Regions from separate parts of the Mus musculus genome. Here regions 1, 3, 4, 5, 6 and 7 are each linked to region 2. The links are chromatin loops, found by intact Hi-C in ENCODE. Cell type or tissue: left cerebral cortex. All regions are shown on one strand. Region 1 overlaps Snd1 (staphylococcal nuclease and tudor domain containing 1). Region 2 overlaps Snd1 (staphylococcal nuclease and tudor domain containing 1). Region 3 overlaps Snd1 (staphylococcal nuclease and tudor domain containing 1). Region 4 holds the start of Lrrc4 (leucine rich repeat containing 4). Region 5 overlaps Snd1 (staphylococcal nuclease and tudor domain containing 1). Region 6 overlaps Snd1 (staphylococcal nuclease and tudor domain containing 1). Region 7 overlaps Snd1 (staphylococcal nuclease and tudor domain containing 1).

Region 1 (4,000 bases), 90 kb after region 2:
AAATAAAATCCAAGCAATCAATATGTTCTTCTCTAATTTAGCCTTTTTTCTAATGACAGAATGTTGCTATGAAGTCTAAATTGACCCTGCACTTGCCATCCTCCTGCCTCTGCACCCTAAGATCTGGGAATAGAGACAGGCACATGTCACCATGGCCTCTTGGCTAAATCTTTAAGGCAATCTTCTGTCTCTTTACAAGTTTAACACAATGAACTCTTATTACTTATCATGAGGGGAGGTGGGGGGGGGCGCAGAGACAAACTGTAAAGAGCCAGGAGCTACAAGGAATCAGAAATCCTTACAGTTCAAGGAAAGATGAACTAACTGATGAGCTAGAGATACCTCAGCTATTACTAAAAACAGACCATTAACTAACAATTATAAAGAAAAGGAAAAGAAAAGAAAAAGAAAGGGAAAAATTGTTGTCCAAAGCCTTATAAATTTGAGACTAAGTCTATGCAAAAGTCTGTTGTGGTATCTGGGAAGTGAGATGAAGGGGAGCTGGGTGGAACGCAGTGCTGGCATGTCTGCGAAACAAGCAGAGGCCCTCCAGCACCACAAGAAACAGAAAGAGCTAAAGCCGCACCTCAGTAGCAGAGCACACAGCCATCCTGTACCAGATCTCAGTCTGACCTCCACTGCACTGCCACCAATCAAACAGTAAAGGAAAGTAAGGAAAGGAGAAGACAGGGCCGGGTTGTAGAGTCCTTCCTTTGTTCTAGAAGAGTAACAGGCAGTGATACAGAAAACAGGCATGAAGTTTGGCTAAATGAAAGGAATTCATCTGCTGTTCACATGAACAGATGGAACAGACGAGAAATAAAAAATAATTAGCATCACTGAGAAGACTCTCTTGTACCTAGCTAGGAATTTTGTAGATGAACCAGAAGCGTGAGTCAGTGTTGAAAGGGGAAACTCCTTCACTGGCAAGAACAGTAAAAAGCCCACAAACAACAAACCAGAGTTTAAAGGCAGAAGGGAAAGAGGTGAGGAGAGAAAGCCCATGGAGACAAAAGCTTGGCTGGATGTAGCTGAGTGGTAGAGTCCTTGCCTAGCAAACACAGAGCCTGAGTCCAATGCCCAATACCAGAAAGAAGATGACAAAACAGTAACAACAAGTAAATAAATAATACAAATCTAAAAAGTAAAAGTGCAGACTAACCCAGAGGTCTTGGAGGTAGTGCATCACGAACTACACAGCAGCAGCAGGGACCAGCTATTTCACCACTGGCTATGCCCGACTAGCCCCACTTCTCTTCATTGGAGGCTCATAATTAACCAGTTGGCCTCAAATCATGTTTTCTAGTAATGGAGAAATCTTTTCCTCCATTTTTTACCCTTCATACTCATGCTAAAAATGGAGAGCCAATGCCCTCGGAAGAGACAACCCTGTTACTTAAGGCACAGGCTACAAGCCAGATGAAACCCATCCAGCACAGCGATGTGCCACAGGCCCTCCCACAGTTCTCAAAGAGAAGAAAGGAACTAGAGGGGAAAAATACATCTCTTACAATAGGAAAATGATTTTCTCTATAACCAACAGCAGGATGGGCTGGGCTTACTCAGAGGACTGTATCATTCTGTTAGAGAAATGCCTCTTTGTGAATATCTCCCTTTCTTCACCATATTAAAAAATAATAATTATTATTAAAGTTTCTTCCTGGAACAACACAGAAGCGAAAATGATGCTGGATATGACACTATTATTTAGCTGGTGCCAGAGGAACCTTCAATTGAGCCAGAGTTCCAGTCAAATTTGTGCAATAAATTCTTGCGCATTTCAAACCAGGAGACTAAATTATGTAAGAACACGGCAGAAAGGCCTCACTTTAGACAGTGACTTTCTGCTTGGCCAGTTGCATCCCTCCAAGGTCTAAATCAAGCTGCTGTGTCTAGTACCACATATTTTATCTACCAAGACAGCCTGTTCTCTGCCGCCCTGCGCCAGGCACCCATCTAATGTTACACAATGAAGATCACCTTCCTTCCTTTACTATACAGTGTACATGGCAATAGTCAGAAAGACTGGTCATTGGCTGCCCACTACTACAATGGAGGAAAACTGGCAGGTGAAGAGAGAGAAAGAGAGAGAGACTATGAATCTTCTTCTCTCTCTTTCTCCCTCTCTCCCTCTCTCTCACTCTCTCTCTCTCATTCTCTCTCTCTCTCTCTCTCACACACACACACACACACACACACAGACTGTGAGCTGTCACAGCAGGTATAGACAACACGGTCTTGATATTTGTATGAAGGGACCTTAACGAGAACTCAGTGGAGGATGCTGTTGGGAGGAGCCTGTCCTTCACCGAATCTCCAATTGACTACACAGCACCTGCTTGGGATCCTTTTGTTCCCATTGGTTGTACTCAGTAAACAAGTTCACAAATAACAAAACCCTACAACAGTTACTTGTGAGTGGAGGAAAGCAAGCACAACCAGGGGCTTCTTACTCCACAACTGTTCGTCCTGTGAAGAACATAGGACTGGCACCAAGATCTGGGAGAAGAGTTTTTGCAATTCTCCAGATCAGGCCTTAACAAGACAATGAAATTGTATTTTAAAATGTCCGATGCCCCCATCAGCACCGACCATGACAGCCATGCCTTTACTCTTCCTCTTGCTGGTCTCCTAGCTACTTCAATATATAGGACCAACACTACTCTAAATTTTTAAAAATTACTGTAAAGCAAAATGAACTGTTTGGTGCTTGCTATGTGATTAGCACATTAAACATACCAATTCTGTAATCTCCACAATAACCAGTAGAGCTAAAATAATGAGCTTTACTTCAAAGTCAGAGAAACAGCATAGCCAACCAGTATCACACGTGTCAGTATAAACGATTTTATGTCACTGGGTTCATCTTTACTCTTTCAGTATTCACATACTCTGTTACAAATTCCTCATGTTTGCATTGTTTAAATAACTCACATGGTCTGCTTCCAGTCCAGATGTGAGACAACAGCCAGAAGTATTCTGTGTAGCTGGGCAAAGAAAATTGACTGCAGCATAGTATTAATTCAAGTCTCTCTTGAACTTGTAGCCTCCCACATTTATAGGCAATTGCTTTACCAGTCCCAGTCTCCAGGTCTCTTAAAGAACACATTCCCGATAAATTATTCCCTAACTCTCATGCCCATTGTACATATGTGCACATGTACTGCATATGAAAAGTTTCATAATTAAAATATGTGATGGAAGAGAAATTAATGCTCAAAGATTTAACAACTGACAATGAGTAAGAAATAAGACTTTCGAGCCAATGTGTCTAATCTATGGAGTCTGAAAGATATAAAAGTTATACAAAAAGGGAACCATATAAGCAGTAATTTCTCCCTTCCTGACGTGTTGTTGAACACTCCCATGGGTAATGAATCATTCTGTTCTTTTAAAGCCCAACCACAAGGAAACAGTCATAGTTTGCAAATCACAATCATGGTAAAGAGGGAAAACTAAAGTTAGCTTAAACACGTCAATATGGCTACCATATAACAGAGCAGGATGTAAATAAAGGAAGATTACTGCGCACAGCAAAACTCACTGGAGACCTGGTAACAGCAAGGAAATACTATTTTTCTAGTACAGTGGTTTTGTGATTGTGTACTTTATCTCGCAGTGAACTCTACAAGCATCTCTTAAGGCAATGGGGAAAAAAAAGGGAGGGGTGAGGGGTAGGGCTCACTTATTATCCAGACTCTGGGAGAAGGGAAATGGAAGTTACTATTTCACAGTTAGTTACAAGATGAAAAATGTCAATGAGTATGTTTCATAAAAATATGTGTATACATAACACTTCTGAACTACACTTGATTTTTATATTGTGTGTTTTACCATAATAAAAATTTGAGTACATTAAAGATAATGTTCCATTGACTCTTTAATTGGAGAGAATTATCAGACATGAAATCAAATTCATTTTCCACACTAATATGAGAATTTTCAGATATGAATGCTGATATTTGGTTTAGTGCTAAGAGATTACTCAGTTACAATTTAT
Region 2 (4,000 bases):
TGCACACATAAGCCAGGCTTCCCGGGTAGTGCCAGGAATGGTGGCGACGATCGTGCATGGTTATCAGACATGATAGGCTCACACCCATGGCTCTTTCCTTGTATAATGTCAACACAGGGTGGCCACATTCTGTGTGCTGCTGATTGGGGTGGGGGAGGCTAAGTATGCTTAATCACGGTCTGGCAGAAACTTCAAAGGATGTCCACTGGTGAAAGCTGAAGAGAAAAATGATCCAGACTTAATCTGCATATTATTTCCAATCTACTCTGCTCAGGTAGAGATGCAACAGTGACACAGAAGGAAGTACTACTATGTGTCCCATTAGGTTTAGCCGTTTCACAACGTACCTGGCCTCTGCAGCTAGCAGCTCATCGTAGTGTGAAGACCTCTGGTCGTCATCCTGCCGGTATCTGATCACTGTGGCCAGGCCTTTGCTGACGAGGGCCTCAGCAATGTTTCTGCAACAGAGGAGGTAGGTCGGTTAACACTGGGGCTTCAGATGGCACTCAGTCAACAGAAATGACAACTGTTTGCACCTGGAGGTCACAATGCTTTCTGGCAGGAGGAGGGAGAGGCTGGGGATGTTAAGCTGGAATCAAAACAAAACAAAACAAAAAACCAAAAACCTGGAACGACAAAAATCCCCAACTCAGCATTTTTCTTGTTAGCAGCATCAGATGCTACATCAGTCCACACACACAACCAGCAGAAACTATCTGTAAGAAGCCCACATTAGGCCGGGCTATTTACAGAATGTTATAAACAAGCTACTACCCTCAAGAAAAGTCTGCTCTAAAAAGACACACAAGATAAAAAATGAGCACATAAAAGCATGACCTAAATTTCTCAGGCTCCTTCCCAGCCTATATGAGAGCTAGAAGATGCCTATTTGTACTTCCAGCGTTACAAACACTGGTGTAACACAATATTCAACACGCCTCTCTTCTCACGAAGCTCCACACAGTAGATTTCCCACTTTAAGTGGGCTTGGAGAAGAGCCAGGAATGAACTGGGGAGAAGGAAAGGCAGAAAAAAGTCATTTTGGTAGGGGGAAAAAATCCCCTGCCCCCCTTCAAAACAAACCCACCAGGAACAAACAAAGGAGGAGGAGTAAAACCAGAGGTAACCAGTTTTCAACTGGTCCAACTGACTATATTCAACACCATTCTGACTGACTACAGGCCTCAGATGAGAATCTCCCTTCAAGTTATTCTTATACACACTATGCCCACTATAGAATGAGACACACCCTCTTTGACCGTGCCCGACTCCCCCCTAAGTACATGGGGAAGAGTACTCAAATGACTAATGCTGCTCTTTTCATGGTTCCTCCCAGCCTGGAAAGAGAACTTTGATATGCAAAGCCAACCGAAAAAAATTTAACAATATCATTTTTGGAAAGGAAGAGATATGATATTATTGAGGGAGAGTGGTGGTTGTCTTTCTCTGTGTCTGCCATAATTACACCAAAGGCCCCACTCACACCATCTGGTTTGCTGCCCTTTAGGGAGAGGGTACAGTAAGCAATAGGCTACTGTGCCATATGCTGTGATTTAGTACTGCTTGAAAATGTAGTTAACTCTTAGCACACTGGTGATCCTCAGCAAGTAAGAGTATGAGGTCACTGGCAGCTCACCTAAGCAGTATCTGTTTAAACCAGTAAGGATTCTATTAATCTAAACCTAGGAGAACAGACTTCTCAAAGAAGCAGCACAAAATACGGTGTTTAAGAAAGGAGGAAAGATGCCGTGGCTGATTCTGTTCTATTATCTGCCCCTCTGCTGCCTGTTTATCTACTGCCAGCACGATATTAATATCTCCAAACTGCCATGGAATTAGCACTTCTTAAAATCCACTCCCACAAATAGGCTGCTCTGCTGGCCACCCTGTCTCCTGAGTCACTGCGTAAGCGTGCTGGCAAATGCTGTCATTATCACAGAGTTGTGTTTGGCAGCACAGAGAAAGCAACAGTCCCAAATCAGCAGATGTAGATGTTGATTCATGGTGAGGATTTTAACTAAGGTTGTCACCAAGGAACCCTACTAGGGCAGGAGAGTGGCTACACCCACCGAAGAGCTGTCAAGCTAGAAGGCTGGGAGTGGCTTGCAAGACAACTCCACTTTTGACAGGCTGAGATGTCGTGGTGATTTTAAATGCCAGGAGAATAAAGAAATGTTTGTTACTGCATTTTGAATTACTGAGCATTGACATTTTACAGTCAATGCATGAGGTCTAGAGGAGAAAACTGGAACGGCAGAGCAAGTAAGGAAATTTTCCTAAGAACAAGACCCAGTATGAAAATCTAGAGAATACTAAGCAAAACAGTACAAACGATTCAGTTCCATTACAGCACTCAAATTAATTCCCAGAATTATTGCGTACCTGCTAGGGCAACAGAGACCACCATCCTTCCCTACTTGCCATCCTTGCCCTCTTCGTCCCATCAGCAAACATTTACAGACTGATTTAAGCCTGCCACAGACTTTCTGAGGCCTCGGATTCCCGATTCACTCCACACTCTGCTCACCCTTTTCCTTCCCCTAACGCTCTGCAGCTCTTAGCTTCTTTTCCTAGTTACAGACGTCCCCTGAAGGGACAGTTGCCAGTGCTCAGCAACAGGAGAGGAAGACACGGGAAATGATAACAGTCTCATTACTGAGTATTTACTTACTACATTCCAGGCATGTGAGAGTCACATGTGTTTCCTCTTAGTGATGAAACATCATGCAATTACAGTTCACCTATTAACGCACTGCTTAACTGTCCTGACTTTGGGATCTGAGTGAGCAGGGTTCCTGGCTGTCTTGCACACCCCTTTGTACAAGATGGAGAGTAATTTTTTTTTCTGATGGAATTATCATATTTAGAATTTTTTAAAAAAATTAAAGTAAAAAAATTATAGCTAGTTTTTAAAGTTAGTTTTAAAACATCCAGAAAATGAAGATACTCTTTGAAGCATAAGAAGAACTAATCATTTTGTAAACAGTGCTGGAATTCTGAAAGGATTCTCTTAGCAAAGTTTGCCTAGAATAGAAAAAAAGACAAGAGGTTTTACAAGCTCTCTCTACCTTCTCCTGTCTCTTTTCCATGATCTGAAAATACAACTGGAAAAAACAAATGGAAGAGAGCACAAATAGAATTAGTCTAGTTCTAGTATTGGACTGTCTCAGTCTCCTGGCTGCTAAGAAAGGGCTAGGAAGATGTTGTGGCAAAAGATGGTTTAGAACCTAATGTGAGTGCACTAATCAGAGAAAACGTTAAAGCATATTCCATAACATTATATTGCATTCTTGAGTGTGTCAGTAATTCCACCACAATTACATGTCTGGTACAATGGATAATTCATAATCAGCACATAAAAAGAGACCTAACCAAGCCTTGGATGCTCAACATTACATCACCTTTCTCTGAATTGGCTAGAAAGAGAATTAATACTGGGATTGAAATGCTTTTCCAAACTAAAGGAGACATTAAGGGCTCTCCCTATTAAACAAAAACTATTGTCATAAGGCAGAGTCAGATATTCATAGAAACGAATGGCATGGGGTCACATGCAGGTTTTTTTCGAAGTGTCTACAATTCTGGGCATCGTCCTCACCCACTTCAATCCACACTGCATGCAGGTTATAGCAAGCCCAAGTTCCATCTGGAAGACAATTTCAAACCATCAGGTCCCAGATTCTACAAATGTGAACAAGGTCCATTAAGCCCATGAAAGAGAATAAAAATATTTAAAAAGTAGTATTTTAAGTACACAAGACTCTAAGCATTGGAGCATATTTTTGTCTACCTTTCCCATTGCCTCCCTACATCTTAATATTGAAAGTAACAGAAAAATATATTAATGAGTAAGTTAATTGGCTACAATTGTTTGGATTGCTTTATAATATATGTGTATAATTCACAAGTCTACAGTGTTCCAGAAAAGTTGCACATACTGTACAAAGAAGAACCATCTGAGAACAAGTGCCTGACCTGTTTTGTTATCATCTCCCAGTTC
Region 3 (4,000 bases), 160 kb after region 2:
ATTCACCCAATTACATCCAAACCCTGTTGCTTCAAAGCTGTTTGGGATTTTTCCTTTTCTTCCTTCTTTGCAAGCATTACAAGGAAGTAGCTGACTACAAAATTTGGTCACCGTTCATTCCATCTGCAGAGTGAAAATCACTCATCTATGCTTCGATCAGGCCCCCATCAGGAATCTCTGAATGGCTGAACTACAGGGTCAGCTGCCACAAGGGAGGGAAGACTGACGAAATTTCTCTCTTTTATGCATGAAACAAAAGCACCTAGACTGTCTGTTCCCATGATAGATGAACACTGGGAAATGTCTTAAAGGAGGCCTATTTCGTAGAAGGCCCAAAATTCTTCAGCAAAGAATACACTCATTTATTTGTAGACCCATCAAAAACATCTATTCTCCACCTTTACAAAGAACCAGCAAATCACATACCAAAAAGAATAAAGAATGCTCTGAGGGACAATCTTAAGAATGAGCAAACAGCAGAACCAAGTTAGAAAATATGCACCACAGAAAGTGGCCGTAGCTTAGTAAACCAAAGAGAAAGAAGGAAACAGATGCCAGTTAGAACCCAGCTGTGCGTGCATGGAAGGCTGTGGCTGGCAGACGGAAAGGTCTGGGTTTGACCACTGTGAATAATGGAAGCAGCAGAGAGAAAAGGCCACAGATAATGAAGGATCTAAGCAGACCAAAGAAAATTAGGAGTTGTTATTTTTCTACTGTACATTTAAGATTACCCTGTAACTCTGAACAGAGCAAAAGTCAGTGTCAAACCTGAGTTCCTGGACAGAAAAACTTGAAGATCACAGGTAATAAAAATATATAATATGAGGTCAAACTAGGGTTAGGGCTGGTTATCAGAACTGGGTAGTATCAAAAGGTACCAAGACCCTCCAAATCCAAGAGCTTTCTACATTTATCAAAATCAAGACAAAAAAACCTCCAAGGTACTTACTGTCTAGAACATACAACCAAAAATATAGATACTAGACATATTAATGCCAAGAACTCATATCAATAAAATACCTTCCCAAAGCTATCAACAGTGGACAACAGGCCCAAACAGAAAAGGCCCCATGACTATGTCTCAATCTGAGGGTTGTGGGCTTCATGACGTGTCTTACTCAAGACTAAGTGTGCTAGTCTACTATTCTAACTGCAAACAAAGAGAAGAAAAAATCCCTCTAAGCAATACCAGCAAAACAGTTCCTAGCCAGTCAATAATTCTTTCAAAAGGATACCCAAAGGAAAATAAGACAATCTTCAGTCATCTCAAATGCACACATCTCACAATATTTCAAAAATCTTACTCTTGGACAGATCTGTACTTACTCTCAAACTCAAATTAACTCTTATTAAATTGTCAGTTGCCAAAAAAACATACAGAACTTCCTTACAGCAAGGCACGAAAAAAAATTTTGACAGTGCTTGCTGGTGAGCATGCTCAGAGAGCAAGGACGCCAGGGAAAGTATCCCAGTGTCACACCTCCCCCTTCCCAGAATGGGAGGATCTAAGCGTCCCCTCTGACAAGGCTGGTGCTCATCACCCCTTAGAACATGTTAGCGACAGCAGTAAATGGATTCTTGAAGCTTAAATTTTAGGCCACAGCAGCAGATTCTCTGCTTGGCATATCCCTGATTAGCAACCTCCTCTTCAGAGCTGCGCACTCAGATGCTGCCAAGGGATGCAAGGCTCAGCTTTCAGAGGGAGGGCAGGAGGGAAGAAAGGAAGTGTGCGCCTGTGTGTGTATGGGGGGGGGAGGTCTACTCCTCTGTAAATGGTGCCATTACTGCCCAGCAAACAGCAATTGCGTACAAAGACATGGAAGAAGCAATAAACTACTGGGTATCGACACACACTGTGCAGTAAGTAAAATGCAGAGTGGATCCCACCCAGAGCCTGCTCATCACCACCCCTGAATAGACCACCCTTGAATGGCTATATTTCTCAGGGAGCTTTTCATCAGGAGAACTGAAGTATAAGCTACAGATCTCTAACCACGCCATCCTCATACAGACACACCAAGAGATCACCCAAGGCTCAGGAGCAGAAATCTATAAGGAACAAGTCACCATCTGGACTCAAGATTACACACACTAAATCCAATTCCTTCTGCATCACTTGAAGTCTAGTTGCAAAGGAAAAAATGTTTTCATGATGGTAAGATATAAGCTAAAGGCCACCACTGTCGAGAGAACTACTGAGCTGTGTCAGGAAAAAAGAAATACTGATCCTTTCTTTGGTCCCCTGCCATAGTGACAATCTGCACAGGCCCCTTCAATGCTCACTGTGAATCCAGGAGCTGTTCTATTTGGCTTCATAGAGTCCTGCAGCATGCATCAGTTGATGCATGCTTACAACCACCTTCTGAGGTACAAACACCCTCCAATATGTCAGCACTGCATACACACCCAACAACAACTCTATATCAATCTTGGTATAGAAAGAGACAGAGAGCCCATCAAACCAAACAGGGCTTCTACAGGACAACCGGGGACTGCCCTTTGATGAGACCGCCCATCAGAAATGAAATCCATGCCCTTCACCTTACTGATCTCTGATATCTGATCTTTCTCCTGTACCTAGGATCATGTACTATGCTTAGTCTCTGTCTTCCATCATAAAAGTACAAATGCAAGCTTGCTTTTAATAAAAGTTAATAATCATAGCAATATCCTGGTATAACCAAATATATCAGAAATAACTAAGAGGACGCTGCACATCAGACAAATTTCTATGGGTGGGTGACACCTTACAAACTACCTCACAACTCCTCAAAACAATCAAGGGCACAAGGAAAACACGGAGAGTCTAAGATGCTGTAAGGAAGTAAAATAAGCAAATTTAATATTAATGAGAAAGAAAAAAAGATATTAAGAGAAATCTAAATAAAATGATGACTTCATTTAATACCAGCATTATCTATATTGGTTCATCAATTATAACAAATGCACCACACTCACACAAAATACCAAAGGACATTAGGGTAGCAATGGACTCTCAGCATTAACTGTTCTGGAACCATCCTAAGAATATTCCTAAATCTCTTCTAATTCATTTGCAAACTGGACTGTTAATGAAATCTTCCAAACAAGTCTTAGCCTATCTGCAGTGCGGTGGAGGCTAATGTTCTGGCCAAACCATCCCTACAACTTCCTTATCATCATGTAGTTCCTTCTTTGACAAAGGTCAGGTGAGTGACAAATTTTTCACTTGTTTGTATTTTGCCGTCTCTGAATGACTATATAAAAATATATTGGCCAGTCCTAAAGCTTTATCAAAAAGCTACTTGCATTCAACATAAATCTAGAAATTAAGCAGAAAAACAAATAAAAGGCATACAAATTTTAGGAGAATAAAATTAAACTGTTCATAAGACATATATGAAGAAAACTCCAAGATTCCTCAAATATTATTAAATCAACTCATGAATTAATAAAGTAGTGGAAGACAAAAATCAGTAATTTCTATATACTAACAATAACATCTAAATTTTATCCCCAATAGCAAGCATCACAAACAGCAAACTGCTTAGGAATAACCAAGGAAGTAAAAATGTATACAGTACAAACTAAAAAAAAAACACTGAGGGAGCTTGAGAAGTGGCTTAGTAGGCAAAGGGCTCCCTGGGCAAGCATGAGGACCTCAGCTGAGATCGCTCTACCCTCACAACACCCATGAAAAAAGGTGAGTGTGACAGGCATGCCCAGAATCCCAGTACTGAGAGGCAGGAACAAGAGGATTTCAGGAACTTTGTAGCTAGCCATTTTACCTAACTATTGGCCTGCACAGACACTTGCACACATTTACCATGCATACAGATAAGAACCATTAGACAAAAGATAAATGGAACCATATCCATGATTATGGGTAAGATCTAATATTGCCAATGTCGATATTATTTTTGCTGGTTAATAACAATATTATTATTGTTGGTTGGTTTGATTTTGTCAATTTGTCAATTTGATACAATTCTATCAAAATCCCAAATGTAACTACTTTTAC
Region 4 (4,000 bases), 130 kb before region 2:
ACCATACTCCTGTGTGCCACCCATTCCCTAGTGATACCCACCCCCAATATCCCCAATAACACAACACTTTCCCTGCTTAGTTGCAGCTGGGTCAACGACAGCTTTCCCCACAGATTCCTGGTGTACCAGGCTCACATTTCCTGGGCCCACAAGACAGTGACATCCTTCTTACACACGGGCTTTAATGAGGAATTCAAAGGATTGGGGCACATGCCTGGAATTACAAGAGTTGAAAGGTTGAGGCTAGAGGATCGCTATGAATTCAAGGCCAGTCTAGGCTTTAAAACAAAACCCTGTCTCCAAGGGGAAAGCCACTGCAGAGTCAACTGGAATTAGACCTTAGCATGAGTGTAGGGCTTACCTCAGTTTCTAATTTCTCCCTCTGATCTCTCATCACAAGTGATACGTTTGTAGGACTGACTTTCTTAGTCCTTTCTCTCATGCTCTTTCTGATTTCTCATATACCCTTGATTGAATGTTCAGTCTCTCCCCAACCTTGCCTCCACCACTGGCCTGGGCAGTAGATACAGTGGATATTCTGTTAGGGATGAACTCACTGGTCTCATGAATTGAAGACTGACTTGAAAAGCTGACTGTCACTATCTGGCACAAGTGCTTTACCTGGAAAATGGAGACAACAGGGGGCAGTCTCTTCACCAGAGCAGTCGCAGGTACATTCTTAGCATGGTGGGCACACAAACACCCTAACAAGGACTAGCGAGTGGAGGGTGAAGTCTGACTGCATTAGTCTGTAAGAACACTCTGTGGAATCATGCCTACGCCCAAGAGCCCTGACACCAATCTGTGTGGGGCTTGTCAGGGTTCAAATCCTGGTGCTACAACTTAGTATATGTGGGACTCTAGTCACATACTTTATTCTACCCATTCATAAAATGAATCATAAAGAAATGGCTCAAAAATATCATGCTAATGTTTTTCCTTGACAGCGAATATAAATGTCACGGTCTTGGTAAAGGACAGGAATACAAAATTGTGGACATTGGAACTTTCTAGGACTTGGAGAAGGTTTAGGGTTTGAAGAAGCAGATAATACTGAGATTATGGCTGTGGTAGAGTTCAGGAAGTTGGGAAATCCTGGGGTCCTCATCCGTAAGTAACAGCCCACGTGGGAACAATGGGGTTAAACAACACACTTGTTAGATAACAGGCAAAAGCTGGGAGGATCTCAGTGATTCTACTGGACCTACAGCACAGTGCTAATCTATAGATTGTTTCACCCTCACATGGTTGAGAAAAGAGGTTCTTTTATGGAGGAAATGAGTTGGCAAATGCTGACCTATGCTTTTACAATAGCCTGTCAAAGCAGGGACCAGAACTCCCCTTTCAGCAAGCTGCTAAGGGACTCCCAGAGAGAGGCTGGTGCAGCTCCAGGGGCAGAAGGCATAAATTACCTTACTGGCCCCTGCATACAGGGGAGGGGAAGGGGGCATCTGAGAGGCAAGGCTGCAGGCAGCTCCCCAATGAATGAACCACGGGCTGCTGCACCATGGGTTCTCAGAACTCACCTCAATCCTCCCCAGGTTGTCATTTCCCCGACTCCTTGAATTTGGTCTTTCTTCCCACTGTTTCCCGCCCCCACAGCCCTCATTAAGAAAACTATCATTTAAAGCCCTAGTTACTGTGGGAGAGGGGAGGGGGCAAGAAAATGTTCGAGAGAGGGGACTGGAAGGACAGGCACAGAGTAAGGCGAAGCATAGACTTTGGTCTTCTGACTCAACGCAGCCCTTGCGTGGATTCGGCTGCCTGCCCCTAGGTCCCCACCATCCTGCAGATCCAAACTCTGGCCGCGCAGCCAGGCACCCCGTCAGCATTCAGCGGGGGTGCGGATGACGCGGGCGCTCGTAGGAGGCCGGCCAACTGCTGCAGCCCCACCGAGGGCCGCCGCACCCGGGCCCCTGAGCCCAGCAGTCCACGGCTGTAGGGTGCTGGGTGGCTCGGGTGGGGGCCGCGCAGTCTCCGCTGCAGCCCCGCACGGCTCCAGCCTATCAGCGGCCAACCAGCCACTCGCTCCGACCTGACCAAAATAGCTGCGAACGCCTGCGACTAGCGCGCAGCCCCTCACTTGACGCTCACTCGGACTCGCTCGCCCGCTCGCCCGCTCGGGCCGCTCCGATCGTCTAGAGGGGGCGGGGAGGAAGCTGCGGGGGAGGGGGGAGGGGGGTGGGGAAAAAGAAGGAAGGAAGGAAGGAAGGAAGGAAGGAAGGAAGGAAGGAAGGAAGGAAGAAGCGAGGAAGGCAGGCAGCCCTCCGCGACTCGGGGCTGCGCGGCGCGAGCCAGCGCGTGCTGGAAGGCGCGGCGTTAACCCCTTGAGGGCAGGCGGCAGAGGGAGAGCGGTGTTAATACATAAGAGCACTGCATCACGCTAATCTTCTCCCTAGAACAGTATGCGTCAGCAGTACATTCACGTTCTGACTGAAGGACAAAAGGATGAGAGAGCAGTCTGCGTGGCTGCCACCTGCAACACCGCGAGCCCGGCGCGAGGAGGAGACGGTGGGCGCCGAGCGCAGGGGCCCCGCTGCTGCCACCGCCGCCGCTAGCCAGCGGGGACCATGTTCACCGGCTTCGGAGCGTTTCCCGCAGCCGCTACCCCCACTGCTCACGCTGCCGTCGCCAGCGCTCTGGCCGCTGCAGCAGCCCGCTGGCAGCTCCGTTGCTGAAGGCTCCGGGAGCCCAGCGGCGAACTCGCACTCTCCGCACAAAGCCGGGGCCGGCGGCGCGCCGGGAGCCCAGCAGTGGCGGGCGGCGGCGGGCGCTTGCGCGCTGCCGGGGGCTGCGGCCGCCGCCGCTGCCGGACCCGCGCCCGCCCCCGGACTCCCTGAAGGGGCCTGCGGTGCGGGCGCGACCGCGGGCGCTGCGCGCTCCTCCGTTCGCGGACTGGGTCCCAGCACCACGTCCACGCCGCTGCCCCTCTGGGGCTGGACGGATTACCGCTCCCCGCACCAGCAGACGGCGGGACTGGAGAACTGAGCCCAGTTTTTGTCTTTTTAACCCTTCCGAGAAGAGGCGAAGAGAAAAGGGGGTGTGTGCCTAGGGAGGGCGAAGGCGCAGCGAACACCTCTTAACTCTCGCAGCCCCGCGAGCTCACGACTGCAATCAGCTGCCGCCAGCTCTGGGCGGCCGACGCTGGGAAAGCAGAGTGGAGAGCAGCGCAGCAACCAGCGAGCGCGGCCTGGGCGGCTTCGGGAGCGCCCCCGCACCCCCATCCCCCGCGGCGGCCCAGGGAGAGGGCTGGGGGCTGGAGACACACTTTGGCGATGAAGCGCCTTCTCCCGCGACTGGAACAAGCTGGTGCCAGGGTCCAAGGACAAAGCAGGGAAGCGCTGGTGGCGCCGCTCCTCGGGCTCTCGGGGGGGCATGCACCTGCATAGCCCGCCGGGCCTTGGCTCTCCCTGGCGCGCCTCAACTCCGCGGCTTCGCCGGCTCCGGATTTACTAGAAGCCATTTTGTCTCCCCTACCCCTCCCCTCCCCTCCCCTCTGCCCTCCCTGCCCCCACTACTTCCCCCTTTGTTAATTAAAACTAAAGTCAGAATGGGAACGATGAGCCCAGCTCTCGTGGAGAAAGCTTAAGGACACAGCGCTAATTCTTTCCTGCTTTCCTTCCGAGGTAGGTGACAGGGAATTGGGTGGGGATGGTCGCAACGTGGGAGAGAGTCTTAGCTTTCTATGGGTTGGCCTTGAGGGTGGGCTGGTAGATGAGGGGCCGCTCAGTAGTTTCGCAGGGTTTTTCTAGGCCGATCTGCTTGTCTCTAATCGCCCCCTCCCCACCTCCTTCTCCAGATGGAAAGAGGAGCTCCTAGCTCACTTAAGCCGGGGTAAGGCTGGTTCTCTTTTCCAAGCCAAAATCCCAGGCGATGGTGAATTATGAACGTGCCACACCATGAAGCTCTTGTGGCAGGTAACTGTGCACCACACCTGGAATGCCGTCCTGCTTCCCGTCGTCTACCTCACGGCGCAAGTGTGGATTCTGTGTGCAGCCAT
Region 5 (4,000 bases), 76 kb before region 2:
TTCCAGGATTTTTACTTTAACACTGGACAGAAAGCTTCCACTGGAAAACTGGAGGGAGGCAAAGTCAGTAGGAGGAAACTCAGATCCCAGAAAGACCAGCTTCCCTAGATATACCTGGGACAACAGGCTGTCTCTCCAGGGTCAGAAGACTGCTTTAACATGTACACCACCGTATTACTGGGTAGACATCTTCCCCACATCAGGACACACAAGCAAAGTACGTATGAGGCAGGGGAGGGGCGGTGGGCAGGAAAAAGTGGTAGTCTAGTGCTTAGAATGGTAGGGAGAGTAAAACTTCCTGCACAAAGCTCAGTCTGGCACAGTCCCTGATAATATGGGGGTGGAGTGGGGAAGGCTAGGATGCAAGAGCATGTGTGAGTTCACATATCTATGTGCTCATTTACCCAAGGAAAGAGGACAAAGACTGGGAAGGAGAGTGAGGGAAGAATGCAGGAGTCTAACAAGAGTGACTGTGACTGTTAACAATAGCTCCAGTCACTCAGAAGGCTTGAGAACAGGCTGTGTCTATCACAGACACAGTGAGAGTGCCTGCAGGACAGTGGAGCAGGACAGCCATAGCGGAACCTTTCAATCTTGCTTCTATCTGGCCACCATTCCTGGAAGAAGGGTTACTTTCTTTTAGGCACACCCTTCCTGTTCCATACAGTATGCCTGGTTCTTTTTACCATCCTGCACACCTCAGTAGATGGTTTTCTCTCCACTTCTCTCATACATACTTGCAAGCAAGCAAGCAAGCAAGCAAGCAAGCAAGCAAGCAAGCAAGCAAGCAAGCTCACTGCTTCTTCTGAGCTGTGTCATGAACCATGTCATTTGTACTATGCTAAATGCCTGAGTATATGCAAGAGGCTGGTGACAAGAAAATTATAAAGAGAATATAGGGCTATAAGTCCTTGTAATTATCTATTTGATGAAATAACATATTTGATAATAACAACTACTATTTGTGCCCATAGGTTTGGTCATTAAAAGAATTCATTGTGTGTACCCTTTGAATGTAAAACAAACAAAATAAAAGTGGCCAGCCCTGGACAGGTATCTTTCTGTGCTTTGCCTTCCACAATTTATAAGTTACTGGGGATGTCCTTTGGCCCAAAAACAGATCTCTCAAGATCAGAAGGCAATAAGATCTCTAAAAATGAAATGCTAGTGCTAGGGCCATATAAGCACGTTTGTGTTGGCATTTCCATCCCAGGCAACCTCTCTGGGAGGTACTAGCTGCTGAATGGCAAAGAGGACAGCTGTCTATAGAGGGCTGCCCCGTGAAGCAAATTCCACAGCATAACAGCCACAAGGAAAAGAAAACCAAGATCAATGTTTCATACAGAGTCAGGCCACTAAACAAAAACATCCTTTGTTTTGTGATTCAGCCTTAGCCAACAGTTGTTCAGGTTGGAGCCAGGAGGACAGGTGGATGTTCGGTAGGGATGTCTGGTATCTTCTAGTCTGCCTGGAGCTTCAAGCTCAGTCAATAATGATAGAAGTTCTGGGTTGCCAGAATATAGACTTCTTTACTTCTCTGAATACTCAGACAATTACCAGTCCATATCTAGGGAACAGAAAAGCAGATTCCTCTTCCAGAGGCAGCCTGGTGAGCATCCCAGAAGTCTGCTAGGGATCTTCAGGCCGGCAGGAGTGAGGAGACAGCAGGAGAAACTCCAAGGGCTCAGGATAGATGGAGACCACTGAAGTGACCTTGTGTGTTCAGACAGAGCTGACATTTATAATTTGTAGGCCCCTAACATTCTTATTTCCTTTTTACCAATGCTCTGGCAGGGATGTTGTAACATATTAATCTTTGTAGTTGAGTGATACGGTTTAAAATACTGCAGGCTTGGCTGCCATTCCCTCCCCTGGGGTCTCAAAATAACTCCACACAAATCATCTTTGCTAAACACTCACGCAGGCAGCTCTCTTCTGCTAGCACACACACACACATCTTATGTAAGGGAAGAAGCCACCCAGCTTGCTGGAAGACAGTGGCACTCCTAGAGAGGCAGCCGCAGTCTAGAGGCTAAGCTCAAGCTTACTCAGTGAGAGGATATCCAAGGAGGTTGAGGCCAGAGGGCTGCCCAGTTCACAACTGTCTGTAAATAAATGCAACTCAGCCACTTATTGACCTCTTACCACAGAGAAAGTCTACTCAGCTAGATTTGGGAAAGTAATGAGGAAAGAAGCTAATGTACCTCTCCTTAGAATCCACACAGTTTGCAGTGGAAGATGGCACAGATTTGAGGAACCCAAAGAAGAAACATGGGCAGCAAATGGGGGCACTGCAGAGCCTCTCAATACCTCTCCACAGGTACATAAAATAGTACCGGTCTCCAGACCACATTCATCTGGCCCGCATGTATGTGGATGGCTGAAGGAGAAGGCCCAAGATAGTTGGCCTATTTGCTAGATCCCAGCCAATCAGGGGGCACCTATGACTGAGATCTCCCACTTACAAGTAGTTTGCATCAACAGCACCCTCTCCCTGGCACAGTCAGTGTGCTCAAGCCCCAAATAATCACTTTATAGAGGCTGGGTGATGGATCTGCACTGCCAGACGCCCAGGTAGGCCTCAGGCCCTTCTGTCCTGATAGCCTTGATCAGGCTCAAGCTTGGTGACGCTCTGAAGTTTCCATCTTATCCAGTGTCGATTCTAGCCAAGCCTAGGGGCTGTGGGAAAGGTTACCCTACTTTCCTCAGAAGTGTCTTAGGGGAAACACAGGTCGCTTCAAAGCCCTCACTTCTCAAGGCTAGAGACAAATGCGCTGTCTTAAGGGCATGTGTGAAGTCCACACAGGCTGCTCTGTTACTCATTTCTCCTGGTCTTCCCACCTCAGTGATTCCTAGGTCTCCTCTGCTTTCTCATCCTTTCTCCTGACTGTTTCTCAAGAGGGGGAGCTTCATGGCAGCTCATCTTTGGCTACATTTTTTCCCAATCTCTGCCATCACTGAGCAATCACAGTTGTACAGCTGGGCTTCAATTTCACCATAAATTGAAGGAGATCTAAGAGCTAATATTCATTTCTGAATTTACCTGTACCTACAAATGTCTACAAGCATCTAACAGAAAAGGTTTCCAAAGTAATCAAAGGGAACCTTTTATTATTTATAACTCAGGAAATTGCTGTCCTTGTTGCCATCATTCATTACCAAACAACTAACAAAGTTCCAGAGATTCAAACATTACTTGGCAATTCTCCAGTCAGCTCTACTCGGTCACTGCACACTTAGTCAGGCTTCCTCAACTCTTCTCCAGTCAATGGCAGTCATATGCCAGCTACACATGCTCGTGTTGGTTCAGGGCTGTTCAAATCTACTCTCCACACTGTAGTTAAAGTGATCTAAAACTGGACATTGTAATGAAACAGGAGAACCTTAATTTATCTGGTAACATGGACCGCCATTACGGTCAAACTGGTAAGTGTTTAAACTGATTTCAGTTTTGAAGTTCAAAACAGAGAAAACTAAGCCATGATTAAAGAGGTCTGAACACTGGCTATGTCTGAAAGGAGGGCCCCAAGGGAGCATACTAGGATACTAGAAATAGTTTCTATTTTCATAGGAGTATTACTTGGGGGTTTGTACACAGATGAAAATTCAACAAGCAGCATACTTACAACTTTTATGTGATACCTAAAGAATCAAATAAAATATTATACAATGCCTTAGCTGTCTTCCACTGTTTCACTTACCTTTTCTTATCAGTTCCTATCTTACAAGCCAAGGATGGACTGGTGGGGGGAGAGGGGACTAGCATTTGTGAACCCAATAAACCTGGATAAAAATCTTCATATGTGCATCAATTTCTTGAAGCAAAGATGGAGTGCCTTCCTATTAGTCCCTGAGAATGGTCATAAGTTAAAGTCACAATAATTGGTCTGGGGTACAATCCAACCAACCTAGCACCCACATACGCCGTTCTGAGCCTGTCCCTGACACTGCCATACTAAACTTTTTGTGCTTTTGAATAACAATGTTTTCTCAGGGTTTT
Region 6 (4,000 bases), 110 kb before region 2:
AGAGATGCCCCAGTCCTTTGGCACAGGCACAGGGTGGGTAGATGACCTCAACACTTCTCAGGCAGGCATCTGCTAAAAGGACTGCCCTAGGAGCTGGGAGCTTGGCAGCAATGCTCTCAGTAAATACTCTGGTAAAACTGTATTTATTCTAGTCTGATAAGTGACCTAGATCGCCTGTAGTCTCACCCCCTCTTAGGACCCTATAGCAACACACAGATTAGCTTAATGTTTAGGTGTAAGTCACAAAGCCCCCTGAATAAAGATTAGTCAGTAGCTTGCCTTTGAATGAAGAAGCGCTTAGCCAGGGTCCTAATCAAGGCCATGGTGCAAATGTAGGATAGAAGCTCCAGCCTTCGTCCAGAACTCCATTTAATTTGGCTGCACAGCTGCTATTGGTCTCATCTACTAAGCAGCCAGAACAAAATAGCACTTGGGAATTGGGACAATGTTGAGGACACAAGGGGCACATGCGCGCGCGCGCGCGCACACACACACACACACACACACACACACACACACACACACAGGGAGGGGTGGGGGAGGAAGAGAATGTGGATGGACTTCTGGGAATGACGGTTGGATACAAATTTTAGGACACACCAGCAGTGGGTAAAGTGCTCCAAGGAAATGAGGACTTTCTTCTATCACGATCACAGAATAGCTGCAACCACCATTATTCCCCTGGTGTGGCCAGAGAAGCTCTCAGGATGGAGCATTGGCAAGGGGTAAGGCAGGTCAGCTCCAAGGTACAGCAACTCTCCTAAAGAGTTGTGGGGAACACACAGAGCTGTCTACTGAGCTACTCCTCAATTCTAGTCTAGAGGCAGAACTAGGTTGTTCTTTGTGCCTGCCCATCCTGTCCCCAGATGTGCACTGTTTATGAGCTGGAGGGATCAAGTTTATGCTGATAGAAATCCAAAGTCATGAACTAGGTTAGGTCTAAGATGATCAGCTAGGGTAAGGTGGTCTGAATTTAATTTCCAAATAAGCCAGTAGTTCTTAACCTTAGATGCATATAGGAATTCCTGGCAGGGGGAGTGGTGGTAAAAAAATCTTAAAAATATTTTAATTATACAAAAACTACTGTGAAAACAGAAATCTGGACCACTGAAAGTAGAATACTAACGAGTACTCCATAAACCATCATAGAGATCCAATAAAGTCTTCATCGTTCTCTCTCCCCGCTTTCTTTGCTTCAGCATTTTAAAGTCTATCCTAGCCATGGTGCCACTTCAGCTTTACATACTTCAGTATGCATCTCTAAAAATACTCGGTCATTTCCTTACATAACCACAATGCTATTATCACACCTACCAAAATTAACAAAGCTTTCCCTAGGTATCAGCTAATGCACCTGGGGAACTTGGGAAAAAAGCCTCAAACCAAAAAACCTTGTGGTTGATGAAGTCTCCAAGCATTAGTAGCTTTTCTGTGCCTCCCCGACCCATGTGTGTTGCCAGGGTGACGAATGACTGCCATGGTCAATACAGGATCCTGCCACGGGGTCTGAAGCAAGGGCTGTGCTTATCCTCTAGTTCTTTATCAGCAAACCAAACCAAAACCTCTTACAAATAAATATAGACGCCAAAACCAAACCAACCCAAAAGACAAGGAAAGCACGACAAAGCCACAGATAGGGCAAAGGCAAGGAAAATAAAAGCATAAAACCAAACCAAACCAAACCAAACGACAACAAAACCCCAACCCCATGTCCCCATCCCTAAGCCCCAGCAGACCAGAGAATGGGATCTCATGCAGCACAGGGCGCCTTCTGCTCAGGAGTGGAAGGAAGCCCACTCACTTGATGCATCAGATGCATCAAAGGCCCGAGCAGCCCGAGAGGAGGGTGGTTCCCGGCTGCCCACGCTGCTTGCAGAGCCCACAGCACGGAGACACTAGGCCAGACTGCATTGTTTCTCCTCTCTTTGCTAGCTTTTCTTGCCTCTGTGTGTGATATCTCTCTAATATTCTGACTAATACTGTGCCTCAGCACCTGGGTCTTAGGGAGAATTAATTACATAGGCTATGGTGAGGGGGTGCGGCGTAACTTCTTGGGTGTTGGCACTGGGGTATAAGTAGTACAGTCTTCAATTTTACTTATTTATTTCATTTAAGGAAACAACTAAACAAAACATCCTGCAAAAAGATGGGGCTGTATCACTGTAGCTAAAAATACCTCCACTGAAGGCGGCCGCTCACCAGCTCCTCAATTAGAGATGCTACAGGGCCCTTTGTGAGCTGTGCAGTGTTGGCAGCTCCACAGGGGCTCTGGGCGGCCGAGGACAATCTCTGGAGCAGTGACTTTCTACTGCTAGGTGGAGGGGGACTGGCTAATAGCCACTGAGTCAGCATCTGAGACCTGACTTCCCAAGGTAACTTCTATACCCCTCTTGCTTCATGGACCCAAGCCAAAATGATACACCTGAGAATGACCCAGAGTCATCATTAGGGGTTCTGGCTGTTGTCGACTTTCTTGAGGGTAGATGTATTCCATACAAAGGAGGCAACAATGGCATCCAGCGTGCCTCAGGAGATTTGGGTGCTGGACAACAACTTGGAAGTGTGTTTCAGGGATAAGAAGCCCAGGTGAAGCCTCTTGGCGGGGAGGGACTGAGACCAGGGCTGCTTTCAGTGCAGGCTGACACTTGAATAGGGACACTGTGCAGAGGCACGGGGCTTCATAGGTCTTTTTCTGGATTTCTTTTCTTTTTTGTCTAAATGTGTAAAGGTCACTTAGTCCCACAACAGTCACTTTACCGGGGAAGAGCATGGAGGTCAGAGTTGGTAAATGGGACAGTCAGGAGAAGGTGGGCACAAAGCAAGCCAAGGCTGATTTAATTTAGCCACTGACTCCTTTCTCCGTTTCTCAGGTGAGGTGAGGGTGTGTGTGAGCATGTGTATCTCGAGTTCAGTATCTGCATATACCCAGTGGCCACAGTCCTGGACAGCACAGATAAAGAATGCATCCCTTGACTCTGGTTGTTTTTATATCCTCTCTTGCTGGCTAGCAGTGGTCTCTGAAACTTCTCTGAGCACTAACTGAAAGCTAATGGGTTCCACGGTTCACTCTCCAGCAAACCTGATGATCCTGGCCCTTGCAGAAGCTAATAGCTGACCACACGAATCCCCCACGGCAGTAGGCAACCTAGGTCCTAACCCTGCACATCCACGCTTCCATGCTTACAGCTACTCTGACCTTTATGGATTTTGCCCAGTTGCTATTTTACACTATTTTAATTGATGTTTAATATAGCTTAACTCTGCATGGTGTTCCAAGCCCCTCACCAGGGGGCCGCTCACAGGCAGAGTCACAATTAATAGCAATCCCCAGAAAATTATGCCCTGTATCAAAGTTGTCATTGCACCATATAAATGCTTATTATTACTATTGAATTCTCCAGCCCTGACACCTCCCTGTGTTTACTAGGTAGCAGATAAACCTCTATGTGTGTGCCTTCTCTACTCTACCACACCATCAGGTCTAAATATAGCCTTCGTGTGTATGTTTAGCTCCATTTAGCTCTGCTTTGAAAGGGGGGGGGGGATCAGCTAATAACGTTAAATTGCTGGAAAATGTGATTTGTTCCTCCCCAACTTTAAAGACAAAAAGAAGATTGAGAAGATGGGGAGGGAGATCTCAGCATGGAGTGAAAGTCTTCCAGACCCTGACAAGGTGGCACAGCTCTCTTGGAGGCCTTCTGTGAGGGCAGGAGCAGGTCCCTGAACATATGATACATGGGGACAAGGATCGGGCAGTGTCAGGGACTTTTAAGGACAATCTCGGCTATGCACGTTGAACTTTCCCCAGTTTCTTAAAGAAAAACCCAAATAAAACAAAATGCTCTCCTCACAAGGAAAATGCCTCCAACTTTAGCCATTAAGCTGTTTCCTTTGGCTGCAGCTGAGTTTAGATTTTGGCCTGAGCAGACAGTAGCAGACAGATACCTGGCCTCGTCTCTCTCTGCTTGTGCTCTGGTCCTGTGTGCTCAGCTCTGCACTA
Region 7 (4,000 bases), 84 kb before region 2:
GTACAGAGTGCTTCTTTTGAAATTTAAAAGGCTAGGTTGTGGAGTAATCAGTCTATTAAAAAATTATACTCTTAGAGACATTGGCTAGCTCAATTAACAAAAACACTTTGGTCAGTCAGCATTGGAACAAGAAGAACAAATTCTTGCTAATGACAAGATAATAGGCATATAAGAGACTCTATTGATGGTCAAGGGTTATGTATCACTCTGAATATTTTAGAATGTATGTTGAATTCTGTGATAATTAAGCTTTAGGACTCAAAGTGTGTCTGATCTTTCCTGTATTGCACGGTGGGAACTGAGGGGAAATATGGCCAATTTGCTTTGCCTAGAAGCGACAGCTTCCCAATGACCATCAGTCCAGCAAACAAGCCAGGCATTATCAGAAGGAAACGGCTAGTGGAAACAAGAAGCAATGTGAAGGATTAGTCAGTGGTGCTGATTCCATGGCCATTGTGTTCTCGCTGCTGCCCTGCCCTCTGAGGAAAGAGAGCAGAGGCAGGCAGCAGAAGCTCCTTCTGTTTGCTTAGAACACAGAAAGAGTCCACACTGAAGCCTCCCTCCTTCTTGTCACCCAGGCCTCCTAGCCTACTTTAGACACCACCTGGAATGTAGGGGTAGCAGTATGACAAAGACTGTGTGTCCTCATGCAGCTAAGTTACTAGGTAGAAAGCATTCCCTTTTACTGCTGTCTATATGGCTATATAAGGCTACTGCAGAGGGTATAGACAGTTAACCCCTGAGAGACAACGGGAGTACATCAGGCAGACAGGTGCTGTGGCTCAGCCAGTGGGGGGCTCACCAACCCCAATCAGTGACGTCCTCCCACACTCTCGCTACAGCTGGGAATGGAAAGCAGGAGCAGAAGTGGGGTAGCAGGGCAGGATGAACAGATGTGGTGCTGCCAGATGCAGGGGAGGTCAATCTCTAGTGAGGCCAGCCAGAAAGCTGTATCCTAACAAAGGTGAGCCAGGGTGACCCTCTTTCTGGAGCTGGCTCGGCACACGCTACATGTAAAACACATGCTACATGGAAAACAGAAGCCTGCTGAGGAGCCAAGGACGGAAGCCATCAACAGAGAACTGCCTGGAGTAACAGAGGTCCTCAGGCTCGGTGTCTAGGTTCTAATGTCTGTGACATGTGATCCTCCTCAGGATCCCTAAGGTGACTTTCAGAGTTCCTATAAATTCACCCTCTCCTTTCACTGTCGCCATGAGTTATGGGAATCTACAATTTTCAGGAGAAATAAAACAGAAACTAACGTACAACATGCTTTTGAGGGTGGGAACTGTGTCATGAATTCAAGTTTTATTTTTTCTAACCAGACACCCAATACACTGTCAATCGACAAAGTAGATTCCCAAGAAGTATTAAATAAATAAGAGCAAAAATACTGAGAAAAAAAGGTAAACATCAAAAGAGAGAACCGGCAAGCGCAGTCAGCACTAGCACGCCTTACACAGTAGTAGAGGGACGTGTTCTAGCTGGTGGCAGCTTCCTGACCTCACTCTTTTCATACAGCCCGCCTGCTTCCCACATCGTGCCTGTAATGGGCTAGACCATATTAGTGAAATGGAGGGAAGGAGGCTGAGGTGAGATGTGGGGTTTCTAAAGCAGGCAGAAAGCAGGATATGCTGCACATCAGTCTGGAATGACCCATTTGTAAGACAGAAGTGTTTTGCATGAATACCAGAGAAGGGATTGACAGAATTCTCAACTACAGACATCTCAGCATAGCCACACCTATGTACCCCATTGATCTCTGAACTGTCACATTTGGGAACACAGTTTAAATTTAGAGGTAACATAATTAAGTGTGAGTGGCAATGTCTGAGACATTGGGGCACAGCTGAGATGTTTGGCTTCCAATATAACAGAACAGAAAACGATCCTCATGTATGATCAGCACTGAATGCCAGGGTGGCCACATGGAAATGCAGAAAACTGGAGCACCCTTAAAGAGAGCAGGAGAGAATGAGTCAGGGTGGGAAGGCCTGCCTTTAAAGGGAAGATAAAAGGTGCTAAATCGGTACAGCTCGGCTAAGTGGTGACTAAGAGGGTGACACGTTAACAATCTGCAAATATTTGAAAGGTGTAAACACCAAAAAGGAGGGGAAATGCTAAGCTTGAGAGCAGGGGTATAATTATTAGGGGGAAGAAAAATCTGGACAAAATATTGGAAAAACAGTGTTGAGATAACTACTGGGTTATAAATAAATTTCCCAATGGCAACGAGAATGTTGCTACTGCATCCTGAAGCTGAAAGGTGCTCAGCCGCCCCTTCGCTTACAATCAAAGAAGTGCATACCAGTCAGCTGCAACTTCACCCTCCACACTTAGGGAAAGATGTTAATAATAATTCAACTCTAAGTATTGCTCATTTAAGCACTGCTGGCCCCTGAAATGTCTACACAGTTCTTGTTGATCTGATCCTGAGAAGACAGAACAGCAGTTGTAGTGGGAGTTTTAGAACAGCAACAAAAAGGTTTTATCTGCTTCCAACATGCCTGGCAAGTAGTTAAAGTAGGTTTGGGTACAGTCACAGACACAAGGGACAGATGCAAGGGGCAGGGAGAGTAGACCTCTCTAGTTTCTAAGACCCCAGGCAGGAATGTTGTTGAGTTTTCCAGGTGGGGAAGTGTGGCTCCCTCTCCCTTCCTTTTATATATACAGCCCCCCTGGAGGAATTGTCAAGGACAAGGCAAGGCAAGAGAGAACGGCAAAATAAGCTTCCTGTCACACTGACTGCACTCCAATACCTTTGTCTGAGTTCCTGCTGCTGCAGCTACTCAATTTATAATCCACAGGCTCTCTGCAGAGTTTTTCCCCCAGATTCAATTAGTTCCATTTCTCTACCTTCCTTGCTACCTTTCTCCCTGCCAACAAACAAAACTGAAAAGACCCCACTGTACATAGACCCTTCCTAAGTGCCAAGAGCAACCCTCCATCATCAATAGGAAAAGCAGAGGCAGCAGGCAGGCAGGCAGGCAGGCAGGCAGGAGGCAGGCACCTGCTTACGTCTTAAGGAACGTGCTTATCACTTGAAAAGTTGCTGGTTCTCAACAATGTTCTGTATCTCACGCACCAAAAGTTTGTTCTCAAGTTCTGCTCACAGGTGTAATAGAGATCTGCAATGCTGCCAATGGATCAGCTAAAAATTGAGGAACAAGAGATGACACACTTGCCTCTCAGTTTTCTATTCCTAGGATGGTCCAGAGAGAATGGCAAGGTGGAAGTCTAGCTGGCCTTAAGAGCTACTTCTATGTGGTATGAGACCTCGATTTATAATTAAAAGTTCAGAAATAAAATCAGGATTTCACATTGTCTCAGGGTCTTTATTCTCTCCCTTGTTCTCTAAAGCTCTACTTTGTTTCCTCAGGGGAAGCTCGAATCTTGCAAGCAACTTTGGGGCATGCAACTGCTAAAGCTTTCTCAATGATCAGAATAAAGGGATCAGAGAAGAGGGAAGGGACCCTAACTAAAGGATCACATATCTCAGAAAACTGTAGTCAAGGGAGCCAGAACTGGGCAGGAGCTAAAAATGAATACTTTTAGTTTAGAGTTTTTTAAGGATGGATTTTATTACGTTGTTCTGGTTTTGTGATGTTTGATGCATCTGCTGCCGGGCATGGTGGCGCATGCCTTTAATCCCAGCACTCGGGAGGCAGAGGCAGGTGGATTTCTGAGTTCGAGGCCAGCCTGGTCTACAAAGTGAGTTCCAGGACAGCCAGGGCTACACAGAGAAACCCTGTCTCAAAAAACCAAAAAAAAAAAAAAAAAAAAAAAAAAAAGACAAGACAAGACTAGGGCCTGAAGTTAATTGGGTACAGGAACAATAGGGCTGAGTCTTCACGACGCAGTGAGAATTGCAGCTAACTCTGAAGGAAGTTCCAGTCTGTGGTGCATAGCAGGGCTGTTATACACTTTAGGTTTCTCTGATAGAAGCTGTAATCAGCACCATTAGTCTGTTACTATGTCCCCGTTTTGCTGTCAGTTGAGG

Evidence for each region. Peaks named below come from ENCODE experiments on the same cell type or tissue, not always from the same donor. Only the 100,000 strongest peaks of a DNase experiment are listed, where the experiment ranks them.
Region 1: a loop joins it to region 2, with 2.1 times the contacts of the local background. A loop is called at or near these places in 2 of 42 quality-filtered maps.
Region 3: a loop joins it to region 2, with 2.8 times the contacts of the local background. A loop is called at or near these places in 4 of 42 quality-filtered maps.
Region 4: a loop joins it to region 2, with 2.2 times the contacts of the local background. A loop is called at or near these places in 3 of 42 quality-filtered maps.
Region 5: a loop joins it to region 2, with 2.1 times the contacts of the local background. A loop is called at or near these places in 2 of 42 quality-filtered maps.
Region 6: a loop joins it to region 2, with 2.1 times the contacts of the local background. A loop is called at or near these places in 2 of 42 quality-filtered maps.
Region 7: a loop joins it to region 2, with 1.8 times the contacts of the local background. A loop is called at or near these places in 3 of 42 quality-filtered maps.

Annotation. Positions count from the first base shown.
Region 1 is chr6:28,613,021-28,617,020 of GRCm38, reverse strand. The region is part of intron 10 of Snd1 (staphylococcal nuclease and tudor domain containing 1); the gene reads right to left. Among named protein-coding and RNA genes, the nearest start is that of Snd1, 130 kb to the right of the region's middle. In left cerebral cortex, no CTCF peak of the experiment used is centred here; DNase peaks (open chromatin) are centred at 871, 1,438 and 1,838; H3K27ac peaks cover 2,201 bases.
Region 2 is chr6:28,703,492-28,707,491 of GRCm38, reverse strand. Snd1 (staphylococcal nuclease and tudor domain containing 1) reads right to left here. Exons shown (of 24, transcript NM_019776.2): 13 at 348-458. Among named protein-coding and RNA genes, the nearest start is that of Lrrc4, 130 kb to the left of the region's middle. In left cerebral cortex, a CTCF peak has its summit at 2,229; DNase peaks (open chromatin) are centred at 878, 1,504, 1,946 and 2,557; H3K27ac peaks cover 2,508 bases.
Region 3 is chr6:28,540,082-28,544,081 of GRCm38, reverse strand. The region is part of intron 9 of Snd1 (staphylococcal nuclease and tudor domain containing 1); the gene reads right to left. Among named protein-coding and RNA genes, the nearest start is that of Snd1, 62 kb to the right of the region's middle. In left cerebral cortex, no CTCF peak of the experiment used is centred here; DNase peaks (open chromatin) are centred at 1,574 and 1,980; H3K27ac peaks cover 2,390 bases.
Region 4 is chr6:28,831,514-28,835,513 of GRCm38, reverse strand. The region is part of intron 16 of Snd1 (staphylococcal nuclease and tudor domain containing 1); the gene reads right to left. Lrrc4 (leucine rich repeat containing 4) reads left to right here and starts at 3,767. Exons shown (of 1, transcript NM_138682.2): 1 at 3,767-4,000. The coding sequence starts at 3,900. In left cerebral cortex, CTCF peaks have their summits at 632 (motif pointing right) and 2,492; DNase peaks (open chromatin) are centred at 2,331, 3,187, 3,835, 3,929 and 1 more place; H3K4me3 peaks cover 2,828 bases; H3K27ac peaks cover 2,917 bases.
Region 5 is chr6:28,779,816-28,783,815 of GRCm38, reverse strand. All of the region lies in intron 15 of Snd1 (staphylococcal nuclease and tudor domain containing 1), which reads right to left. Among named protein-coding and RNA genes, the nearest start is that of Lrrc4, 50 kb to the left of the region's middle. In left cerebral cortex, no CTCF peak of the experiment used is centred here; DNase peaks (open chromatin) are centred at 358, 1,915 and 2,390; H3K27ac peaks cover 2,691 bases.
Region 6 is chr6:28,811,134-28,815,133 of GRCm38, reverse strand. The region is part of intron 16 of Snd1 (staphylococcal nuclease and tudor domain containing 1); the gene reads right to left. Among named protein-coding and RNA genes, the nearest start is that of Lrrc4, 19 kb to the left of the region's middle. In left cerebral cortex, no CTCF peak of the experiment used is centred here; DNase peaks (open chromatin) are centred at 341, 1,380, 1,895 and 2,144; H3K27ac peaks cover 2,430 bases.
Region 7 is chr6:28,787,885-28,791,884 of GRCm38, reverse strand. All of the region lies in intron 15 of Snd1 (staphylococcal nuclease and tudor domain containing 1), which reads right to left. Among named protein-coding and RNA genes, the nearest start is that of Lrrc4, 42 kb to the left of the region's middle. In left cerebral cortex, no CTCF peak of the experiment used is centred here; DNase peaks (open chromatin) are centred at 723, 2,013 and 2,419; H3K27ac peaks cover 2,523 bases.